Linked DNA regions of Mus musculus: regions 1 and 3 are each linked to region 2. A link is a contact called in ENCODE Hi-C or POLR2A ChIA-PET data. All regions are on one chromosome and are shown on one strand. The core of a region is the stretch at or near the end of the contact, and the rest is flanking DNA. Distances in the headings are between cores, read along the strand shown. Region 1 has its middle 8.5 kb from the start of Gm26615. Region 2 holds the start of Wasf2 (WAS protein family, member 2). Region 3 overlaps Wasf2 (WAS protein family, member 2).

The links. Hi-C counts contacts between places; a loop is a spot of excess contacts on that map. ChIA-PET counts read pairs that join two places held with the same protein, here RNA polymerase II (POLR2A).
Region 1: a map of v-Abl transformed pro-B cells shows a loop between it and region 2 (2.4-fold over the local background). The contact joins the enhancer-like site here to the promoter of Wasf2 in region 2. A Hi-C loop is called at or near these places in 3 of 37 maps with a recorded cell type or tissue (regulatory T cell and v-Abl transformed pro-B cells). POLR2A ChIA-PET finds 5 or more read pairs at or near these places in 3 of 5 experiments (Patski and embryonic stem cell).
Region 3: a loop to region 2 is called in a map of heart, with 4 times the contacts of the local background. The contact joins the enhancer-like site here to the promoter of Wasf2 in region 2. A Hi-C loop is called at or near these places in 16 of 37 maps with a recorded cell type or tissue (CH12.LX, T-helper 1 cell, T-helper 17 cell and 5 more). POLR2A ChIA-PET finds 5 or more read pairs at or near these places in 3 of 5 experiments (Patski and embryonic stem cell).

Annotation. Positions count from the first base shown.
Region 1 is chr4:133,090,172-133,093,696 of GRCm38, forward strand. No RefSeq gene overlaps it. Among named protein-coding and RNA genes, the nearest start is that of Gm26615, 8.5 kb to the left of the region's middle. Within about 2 kb of position 1,405, at least 1 of the 3 ENCODE cell types and tissues checked has a DNase peak (open chromatin) inside an H3K27ac peak, as active enhancers do.
Region 2 is chr4:133,129,314-133,133,103 of GRCm38, forward strand. Wasf2 (WAS protein family, member 2) reads left to right here and starts at 1,320. Exons shown (of 9, transcript NM_153423.6): 1 at 1,320-1,415.
Region 3 is chr4:133,168,043-133,171,542 of GRCm38, forward strand. All of the region lies in intron 1 of Wasf2 (WAS protein family, member 2), which reads left to right. Among named protein-coding and RNA genes, the nearest start is that of Mir7017, 26 kb to the right of the region's middle. Within about 2 kb of position 1,614, at least 1 of the 3 ENCODE cell types and tissues checked has a DNase peak (open chromatin) inside an H3K27ac peak, as active enhancers do; it is heart, where a contact is called at or near this core.

The DNA of each region.
Region 1 (3,525 bases), core at 155-2,654, 39 kb before region 2:
CTGCTGCTCAGGTCAATCTCCTGCCCCTTCTCTGTCCCACCCTTCTCCCTCCCTCCTTGCATTCCTCCATCTTCCCTATCCCACCCTCCCTCTCTAGGAGCCTTTGGTACAGAACCAGGCTCTCTCTCCGTTAGAAGGTATCACAGCCTTTGTGTGATCAGCAGATGGGCTAAAGGCAGAGAGACATATCGCTCGCGACAACAGTAACAACAAATCCTTTGTTATAACCTGAAGGCTATCTGGCTCGTGGACCATGCTCATAGCTCTCTGCAAGGAGGAGCCCTAGGTTCCAATCCTGGTCCCCTGTCCTGTGACCCTGGGATCAGTTTGCTGACCTTCCCTGGGTCTCTGCTGCCTCAGTAAAACTGGCAGAGCCAGAGAGTGATTCCTGAGGCGATGGCTGGCGTTCTCAGACACTGCGGCAGTTGTATAAGCAGGGAGCAGGGCTGAGAGCCTGGCTTGAGCCATAAAAGCCCCCTCCCTAGAGGCTTTCCCTAGCAGCCCCCACCCCCAAGGCCTGCTGGTTTAGGTTAAAGCACCAGAGACCAACAGCAACCCCTGGTCCCCAACACATAAACACGTATACTCTTCCAAGGTTTAGCCACTTCCTCTGCCCTCTCTGGACCTCTGTATCCAGGCTTGTGTATTTAGGGGCTCGGGTTTGGGCTCTGTGCCATGGAGCCAGTCTATGTGTGCACTGTCTGTCTGTCTGTCCCTCTGCCAACAGCCTTCAGGCGCCAGGAGGGGAGGCAGCAGCAAGGAGGTGGGGGTTGGGAAGGAGGTAGCGTTGACAAGTTCCAATGTCTGGCTTTCCCTCCTGGAAACCCCAAGCTGGGCTGCCCCCCCTCCCTTCCTGTCTCTCTCGCTCAAGCACGTCCCTTCTAAGCCCCTCTCTGCAGACACCCCCAGTGGAACCAAGCCCAGATCTGCTGCCAAGAAGGCCGACATTTCTTAGACTTGCCACGTTAAAGGGGCCCACACAGGCACACACTCAAGTCCTCCCATCCTGTCCTCCTCCCGTGCACGTTCAGGCAACCTGAAGCACACAAAGACATATGGTTGGACACAGTGACCACCTGTGCACACGGGACATAGGAGCTCATCTGACCTCGGTTGCACAGACAAATACAAACCCAGGCATCGGCTCTCTCCCCATGTAAGCTTAGCTCACCACAGCCCCACGTGGTTTCTATCACACAGCCCGTACAGACTCATGCATACAGGCACACACAGGCCCTGCCATCCAGAGAAACAAGCGCAAACACCAAGCAGTGTCGTCGCCCCCCCCCCCCGCACAGCGCCACCAATCATCCCCACCACTGCCATCACTGCCACACTCTCCCCTAATCTCTCACACAACACAGCCAAATATATACAGACACATGCTGTTCCCCTGTGCCACCAGCCATCAATAGCCACAGACATGCTTGCGTGCCTACCCCTGGACATTTGGTCCAGCCCACACAGCTCCCCGGTATCTCCCCAGACACAGATTACCAAACCACAGCCTCACACAGCATCTCTTAAAGCAGACATCCCCACTATGCCTTGTTCATAATTACTTCATTAGTCTCCTGTTGACTGTAACAAGTTCACAGGCATGCCTGACACACCCGGACATGGCACACACATAGGCACATGTACCAACCCCCTTGAAAATGCCTGGATTCCTTGCCAATGAAACGGTACTCACGGGTTTGGGGTTACACACAATTAGACACAGCATTTCTGTGTTCATAGCCAGGATTCAAACTCAGGACATGCACAGCTTTCTCTAGTGCTTATTCAAACACACAGTAGCTCTCTGAGCTGCACAAATACACACACAGCAGAACTTGCACACTTGAACTGAGTGGTGGTGGTACGCGCCTTTAATCCCAGCACTCAGGAGGCAGAGGCAGGCAGATCTCTGAGTACACAGAGAAATCCTGTCTTGAGAAAAACAAAAGAAAAAGAAGAAAAAGGAGAAGGGGGGAGGAGGAAGAAGAGGGAGATGAAGGTGGAGGAGAAGAAAGGTGGAGAAGAAAGAAGAGAAAGAGGAGAAGGAGGAGGAAGTGGAGTATAAGAAGTGGGCAGAGGAGAATTTGCACACTTGAAGGAAATTGATTCACCCCAATACAATTCTTCAGGGTAGTGTGTGTGTGTGCATGTGTGTGTGCGCGCGCGCTCCTGCACACATGTGCATGTCCATGCTCCTACGGGGACTGACCCAGATGTCTGAACCTCATGGTCACATACTGTAGCCTCCTAGCCCCCAACTGCAGCCTTCTACCTCCCTCCCTTGGCTGGTGAGAGTAGAGAAGAGCTCAGCTCTGGTTCCCTCCCTCCACTGGCTGCCTCTCTCCCTCCCATCTGGCAGAATCAGTCAGCCCTGCCCCAGCTCAGGCTCAGGCAGCCCTGGCTGCTCTGGGCAAACTCGCGGCTGGTTGGTCTCGGCCGCCGATGCCGCCGCCGCAGCAGCAGCAGCAGTGGCGGCAGCAGCAGGGGCGAGAAGGCTTCAGGCGGCTGCCAACGTGGCAGACGGCGGGCAGGGCGGCAGGAAGGAAGCTGCGCCCACTCGCTGAGGGGCTGAATGAGCAAGTGATGCAGCTGGGCAGGGGACCTTGTGTACAGCTTGGGCTCTGGGCCCACATTGGTCCCATAATGGCTGTGTGACCTTGAGCAACTTGTTCCCCATCTCTGGTCTCGTTTCCCCCTTTAGCAAATGAACAGTCTGGACTGGACAAGTCTTTGTCTGCAATTCAACAAAGGCAACAGGAGGGACATATAGGCTCACTCTGTGGACTCCAGCTTTTTCAGCCCCCAAATAAATATTTCTCACCTTTGTACAGCTGCCTCCATTGACAAATCTTTTTCATTCTGCATTGGTAATTTGGTAATGGCATTTCATTAAAAATAAAACAGATCCAAGCCGGCATGTTGACTCATGCCTTGTAATTCCAGGATTTAGGAGGCCGAGGCAGGAGGATTGCAACGAGTTCAAGGCCCACCTTTGTTAAATAAGAAGAAAAGGGGATGCTGGAGAGATGGCTCAGAGGTCAGGAGTTCCTAGCACTAATGTGGCAGCTTACAACCACCTGTCACTCCACGTCCTGGGGAGCCCATGTTCTCTCCTAACCTTTGTGGCCACAAGACATGCATATGGTACCCAGGCATACGTGTAGGAAAACACATACACATAAAATAAATCTGTTTTAAGAAGTTAAAGGAAAGAGAGAAAAGAAAAGGCAGGTTTGGCCAGCCAGTGCCCAGCAGAGCTGAGATGAATCAGCGCTTCTGATTCAGTCTTCAGACCCAGCACTGCCTCCCTTATCTTCTCCCTGGGATCCCATGCCCTCACCAAGCACTCAGAACCATCCCCATTCCCCACTGGGCCCCCACCAGGGCCACCTGGCTCTGCCCTGGGGAGTCAGGGTGCAAAGGCCAGACAGGCTCCTACCAACATTCCAGCTGCTGCTGAGAACACAGCTGTCAGCAGGATCCAGAGAGCCAAAAAGCTGCCTCCTAAGCAGGCCCATATTGTCA
Region 2 (3,790 bases), core at 70-2,569:
GCTGCGGGAAAACTGTATCAAGTATTCAGGGTGTTGTATGTGTGCGTGTATGTTGTATGTGAGGATGGACCAGTGCAGGCCAGAGAATCACCTCAGGTGCTGTTCTTCAGGCAACTTTTACCTTGGTTTTAGTAACTGGCTCTCTCATTGGCCCAGTCTGGAGGAGCAGGCTAGGCTAGGCTGGGCCTGTGAGCTAGAGCTCTGCCTGTCTCTGCCTCCCCAGCGCTGCGAAGTCAGTATCATCGGGCCTGTTAGGCTTTGTTTGGAATCTGAGTTCTCAAACGCAGGTCCTCATTCTTTCAAAGCAGCACTTTACTGACTGAGCCGTGTCGTGTCGTGACCTCCACCCCACCGCCCTCACACCGTGCACCCTTTTTGAAAGGAAGCAAAGAGGGAGGCAGACGTGGCGGTAACAAAGCCTGCCTAAGATCCATTCTTCCACAAGAGGCCAATACCTGCTCTACAGAGATGCTCTAGTATACTAAATGTGCTAAGCCGGACTCGTCACGTTGTCACCCAGCCGCAGCATTTTGTATTCTATAAGTCACTTGGGAGTGTATTCTCAAACTGCCCACCTTCATGGACTGGGACGTGCCAGGGCCTACTGCATCTATTTTGTAGAACAAAGTGAGAACTAGGTAGGCAGCAGTTGTCCGAAGTTGCAGAGTGAAGTGACAGGTGTTTGGCTCACCTGACAGTGGCCTCTCAGAACTAGCTCCCAATCTCAGGATGCCAGCTTCACCCGAATACCTATCCTTTGGGGTGAGCTGAAGCCTATGACTCACTCGCCCCCACCCGACTTTCGGTCCCGCTTGGGACAAGGCGTGAAGGGACAGAACGATCTGCCACTTGAGGGGTGTCTACAGAAAGTTCATAGGCTCGGCCTGTTCTTTACACAAAAAACAGGCTGGCTCTCTGGACTCTAATAAAAATAAATCGTGTTTCAATACATGTTAGCCGAGGTCTTTCCCTGTCTTAGCAGATATTTTTGTACTTAAACTTGGGCGTCGATGTACCTTTAGTCCCATCTCCACTTCACTTGGTTTGTCCTCGCCTCTGTTTACTCCGATTGCGGAAGTCGCTCGGGTGGAGTTCCCGGGACACTACCTTTGAATACGTCTTTTGCGTACTTATTTAATTGGCATTGGATTCAGACCAATGGGATAGCTGGGGGCTCCGGGCGGGTGGGGCAGGGAGCCAATCAGAACGGTTGGCGGGGTGTGGCTGCGTCCCGGGGCGGGGAAATCGCGTAATGGCGGACTCAGGCCGGTGGAGTGCGGCTGGGGGCGTAGCGCGCTGAGGGGGGCGTCCGGCTGAGTAGCAGCCCGCGAAGCAGTAGGCTGGAGCGTTCTCCGTGGGGACGCGGACCGGCTGCCCAGCCCTTCATGTCGCTGAGGGCGACTGCGCGAGGTCAGGTGAGCAACAAGTCCCCCTGGGCGCGCCCGGCTGTGAGAGGCGAGCGCCGGCCCGGCCACCCCTGCAAGGGTCCGGTGGCACCGGGTGTCTGCTCTGACGGTCGCTGGTGCGGCTCGTGTGTTGTCAGCGCCGTGGCGACACCTCAGGGGTGGTGGTGACCCAGAGTGCCCTTCGGAGACTAGGGAGGGTCGGCGAAAGTGGCCCTACCACCAACCCACTGTGTGTTCTTGAGCAAGTCACTTCCGTCTTCGGGCCTCAGTTTACCATTTGTAAATAGACTTCACCGAAGCCTGTGAATTGGGTCTCAGCAACTCCCCGAGCTCCTGGACAAGTTCATCTCCAGGCTGAGCCTCAGTTTCCATATTTGGACCATAAAGTAATTGAGGTGCTCTTTGGGGACCCTGGCTGCTAGGCTGGGGGTAGGGACATTGTGGAGGAGTGTGTGAGCACGCGCACATGTGCACAGAATGAGCCCTACAGAAAGGAGCCTTGGCTTACGGGCCACTGGTACCAATGCATGGGTGCTACCCAGATCGTGACAGGGAAGGGCTAAGTCCTGTGGTCCTTTGAGATGAGGAAATGTTCATAGATTCAGAGATCAGGGGTTACCCTTGGCGTTTAAGCCCAGCACTGAAGAGGAAGAAAGCCAAGGAAAATGTTAATGGTTGTCCTACTATGTGCCAAACCTTAGGTATAAGTGCTTGTTTAGTTTTTCCAGCTGTCCTTGTAAGTTTACTGGTGAGGAAGTCAAGTAGGTTTCAGAGAAGTAACTTGCTCAGGGTGACACCGGAACGTGTGGCACTTACCAAAGTGAGGGTGTTTCCTCTGGGAAGCACCGGGCGCGCAGGGATAAGTTAGTGTTCTCTTACAAAGTTTGCTTTGTCATAAATGGAGGGAGGGGTCTAGCCTGGAGAGTTGATTTCACTTTTGGTGTGGAGACAGGCTAGGTCTTAAGCTCAGGATTATTAATTATAAGCCCATCTCCTTTTCTTGCTTTGTGACTAAGGAAGGGCCATTTCTGAGTGTTAAAAATCACTTCGAAGTGTGTCAGGACAGCAGAGGATTCCGTTTGAGTCCCAGGCAGGTGTCACCAATATTTGTTGTATAGAGACATGAGTTTTGACTCCAGGTGGTGTCATCAGAGTGTCTTTCTCTCCTCTGTACAAAGGCTACATTTTATTGGGAGGGAGAATTTATCCATCTGTTGTATAATTTCTTTGGGTTCCTTGGGGCTAAAGTTTCAATGGCCTGCCTGTGTTCAAGTGTAGCCTTTCTTTCTTTGTTCTTTCCTTATCTTGCAGATGAGTAAAGGCAGTGGACTTTGAGTAGGAGTAGCTGGGTACCTTAGCCCTTAAGTTTTCCAAACCGCCAGAGCTTTGGGTTAATCAAAATAGCAGGTCCAGCTGTGGGTATTGTTCTCATGTGCCAGTGTTAGGGAGGGAAATCCGAGGAGGAAGTTGCTGAGAAAGAGGGCGTTTCTGAGCTGTGGAGCCAATATGTATTTTCTTTGTTTGAAATTCTAAAACCAGAAAAGCAGCAGCTAGAGGAAGGAAGGAAAGGACTTGCAAGCCTGCTTCCTGTCAGGGAGCTGTAAGGACTGTCCCGGGCCATGTGGGAGGCACCGCTTGCCCAGAAAAAGGCAGTTGAGTTGGCTGGACTTTGAGAACGGTCTTCTAGATTTTAGAATATAGAATGAAGTAACTTTAGGTCTTAAATCTTCCAGAGTAAACGATTAAGGGACTCTTTATTGAGTCATCACTGTTGGTTCGTTGTCCCCATCATACTTCCCAGGCTTTGTCTGAGTTTTAACTGTGATTACAAACTCTGGGTTTTAACATAATCTGACTTTCCTACTAGAGGGTGCAAAGCCACCAGCACTTGAAAAATATGTTTGCCCATTTAATTATATCCATGTTGTCATTTTCTTTTTAATGTTGCTATTTATTTATTTATTTATTTATTTATTTATTTATTTATTTATTTATTTATTTATGAGTCTGGGTCTTCCTATGTAACTCAGGCTTACCTTGATCCCAGTATTTTCCTGTGTCAGACTCCCAAATGTTGGGATTATAGGCATCAAGCATTAGCATACTCCACTTGGTTTTTGACATTTAAGGTTTTTTTTTTTTTAAATGGTTGTGAATCACACAACTTATGTAGTGACTTATGTCCTCTGCCAGAGCAACAAGTGCTCTTACCTGCTGAGCCATCTCCTCAGCCCCTTGTGTCTTTTTAAAAAAATATATTTTATTTTACCTTTAATTGTCTGTATGAGCATTTGGCTTTGTGTGAATGTGTGTGACTTTAGTTCCAGAGGATCTGATTTCCACTTCTGATGTCAGGCAGCCTGCACATGCACACTGCACATGCA
Region 3 (3,500 bases), core at 364-2,863, 39 kb after region 2:
CTACATAGTGGGTTTCAGGCCAGCCAGGACTACATAGTAAAACCCTGTATCAAAAATCAAAACAGGGCTGGTGAGATGGCTCAGTTGGTAAGAGCACCCGACTGCTCTTGAAGGTCCGGAGTTCAAATCCCAGCAACCACATGGTGGCTCACAACCATCCATAATGAGATCTGACTCCCTCTTCTGGAGTGTCTGAAGACAGCTACAGTGTACTTACATATAATCAATAAATAAATCTTAACAAAACAAAACAAAACAAAACAAAAAAACAAACAAACAGCCAGGCGTGGTGGCACACGCCTTTAATCCCAGCACTTGGGAGGCAGAGGCAGGCGGATTTCTGAGTTCCAGGCCAGCCTGGTCTAAAGAGTAAGTTCCAGGGCAGCCAGAGCTACACAGAGAAACCCTGTCTCGAAAAACCAAAAACAAAACAAAACAAAACAAACAAACAAACAAACAAAAAAAACCCCAAAACAACAACCAGCACTCGGGAGGCAGAGGCAGGCGGATTTCTGAGTTCGAGGCCAGCCTGGTCTACAAAGTGAGTTCCAGGACAGCCAGAGCTATACAGAGAAACCCTGTCTCAAAAAACCTAAACAAACAAACAAACAAACAAACAAAAAAGGTGCTAATTTAGGTTATGGGTAGCCCATTTCAAATCATACCATTTTGTCAATAATGAATATTACTGGAAATTAACATTAGGTTAGAAAAGTACAGTAAACTTTCTGTTTGTAGCTGAAAATCATTAGTGACAGTATTCTGTAGCTTTTGATGTCCAAGTGGCTTCATAAAAAGGAATTGGGCGAAAATAGAGACAAGAAATACTCGGGTGGGTATGGGGGACTTTTGGTATAGCATTGGAAATGTAAATGAGCTAAATACCTAATAAAAAATGGGAAAAAAAAAGAAATACTCTAATAAGTCTTCTTTGCAATTAAAAAAATAAAAAGTCAAAAGAAAAAAGAGAACTAAATGTTTTTTCTCAGAGCTGAGAATATGTCTTAGTTCCATATAGCATCTCTCGAGCTTTTTTCTTTCTTTGTTTTTGTTTTTGTTTTGTTTTGTTTGTAAGAGTAGGCTACAGTTAAACTAACCTGAATGCATTATCTTTTGAGAAACCAGGTGGGTCCTGCTCTCCTGGAAATAGAGCCTAATTTTGGTCACTTATGGGGGAAATTTCTAGAAGAAAATTAAATTTGAAGGAGATAATCCTCTGATCTTCATTTCAAGAGCGACGCTGTGACGGAAGCTTGAGAATAGTAAGGTAGGGTGAGAGAGAGGTGGACAGACAGTTGGGGAATTAGCAAGGATGAATGGCCCCTGCATGTACAGTGCGCTCAAGGAGTGTGCTACTGCAGTTCAGAAATCCTGTTTCCTAGGTGTCTGAGAGTCAAATTAAAACAGGAAGCTTCTTCAGGTTGACTGCAGTTAGGCCAGAGGACATTGCTTTATCGCGTTGGAAATTTCTCTTAGTTTAGCGCAGAAGCTCTCTTGCTTGGCTTGCATAGGCGTGTTTTCTCTGTCCACTGCAGAACCTTTCTGTCCTGCCATCTCTGTTGGACATTGTTTCAGTCACCCAGCCTGATTTGTCAGTAGTGCCTTGTGTTTGGAAAGAGTGGTTATATTTGTCAGCTCAGCCCCACCCTGTGTTTCAGCAGGAAGTGGGTGTGTGCCTTAGCCTTTGAGGAAGTTTTCTTCCTTGTCCTCACTTCACAGTGTGGGGGACTGCTGTAGTCTACATTGTGCTTTTTGAGAGAAAGGGAGAAGCAGGCTCACAGTTAAACACAGGTGTGAGTCACCTGTGGGTGCTGGGTATCAAACTCGGGTCCTTTGGAAGAGCAGCAAATGCTCTTCACCACAAAGCCACCTCTCCTGTCCACTGTCACACCTTAAATGTTTTATTGCACCAGTTTGGACTATGCTGCTAAGACTGTGTAGTCTTGCCGCCAGGTGGTTATTTAACTTCAGTGAACATTGGTTTGTGGAGGGAATGAGTGGGTATTGAGAACAAAGTCTTGGGTAGCCAAGGATGGCCTTGGATTCTCTGTCTTCTGTGTTACAGGCCTGTGCCCATACTTAGCTATTAAAAATATTAAATCTGATGAAATGCACAATTTTAAGTAAGGAAATTTGAAATTTGCCTTTTGCAAGAGGAAACTGCAGAGTGAACTTGTTTACCCCCTTTCAAAGCACTGGTAACTGAGCAGTGAGGAAAGTTGAAGTGAAAGCAGAAGTTGCCATTGCCCAGACCCAGCGTCCCCACATGTTCCTGTCCCTTCTTCTGCTGATCGTTTTAAAGAGGAACTACCTCGGGAAGCATTTTCCTTGTGAGGGTTATGGCTGTGGCTCCTGTATGCTTGCCTTTTGAATGTGATCATAGAAATCTGCAGGTGTCATCAATTGTTTGTTTATTATAAACAGCTCAAAATGACTATCCTTGCCATTCTGGGCAGGCATATACCTTTTCTCAGTATGAACAGGACTGCGGAATGTGCAGTACAGACTGTTGCTGCTGCTGCTTCTCGCATGCAGCATCCTTCCACCCCATAACTACCCAATGATGTTGGCAACAAGATTGTAGAAGTTCAGGAAGCAAAAGCTGGGCTTTTTCCTGTGCTAATGTGGTGTGCATATATTCCATGCTAAACTCTACTGTGCACACTTGAAGAATTTCATCATTTGAGGGAGATCTGAAAGACCCTGTCATCCAGCTTCACTTTCAAAATATAAATCCCATCATGGTGCCAACATCCAGACTGGTTGGCATACTGCCAGTCCAGGGCTAGAGAGGGATGTGTGAGATTTTTTTTTCTTTTTTTTTTGTGTGTGTGTTTTGGATTTATTCCCTTAGGCTGAAATCTGTTAGAGGTGAATATGGGGTTGCTTCTGGGTCTGGTTTGGATATCTGGTACCTCTTTCCTTTGGACTTCTTCAGGTATAGTTCTCTCAGATTGGTCTGGGACCCCCCTAGAGTATAAATAACATAACCCCAGTATTCTCTCTGGAATATTCTTTGGGCCAATTGTGTATCTATCACATGGGTCTTGGTAACTGGCAAAATCTCGACTTGTTTTACCTTGTGTTTAGAACACAAGTGGATGTTTCCCAAGTGAGAAGGTTGTGACAGCTTAGAAGCAAATCCATATATTTTAGAAGTTGCTGTGTTGCCCAGGCTAGCCTTGAGTGCTCCTTGATGCTCGCCGTCTCAACCTCCTGTGCTGGCCTTGGAAGGTCCTCAAAGATCGCTTAGCTTAGTCTATTTTGCAGCTGAGGAGACTGAAACCTGGTGAGAATGACAAACTTTTTTTTTTTTTCCCTGATAGTGGTGATGGTGGTGTCTGCGGTGGGTGTAGGTGCTGGTGCTGGTACTGTAGACCAAACCTAGGGCCTCAGATACATGCTAGGCAAGTGCGTTAACACTTTATGGCTGAACTATATCCCTAGCATCTACATCTTTGAGAGATTCTTTGGGGCCTTTAGCAGAAGAGAGCAGCCAA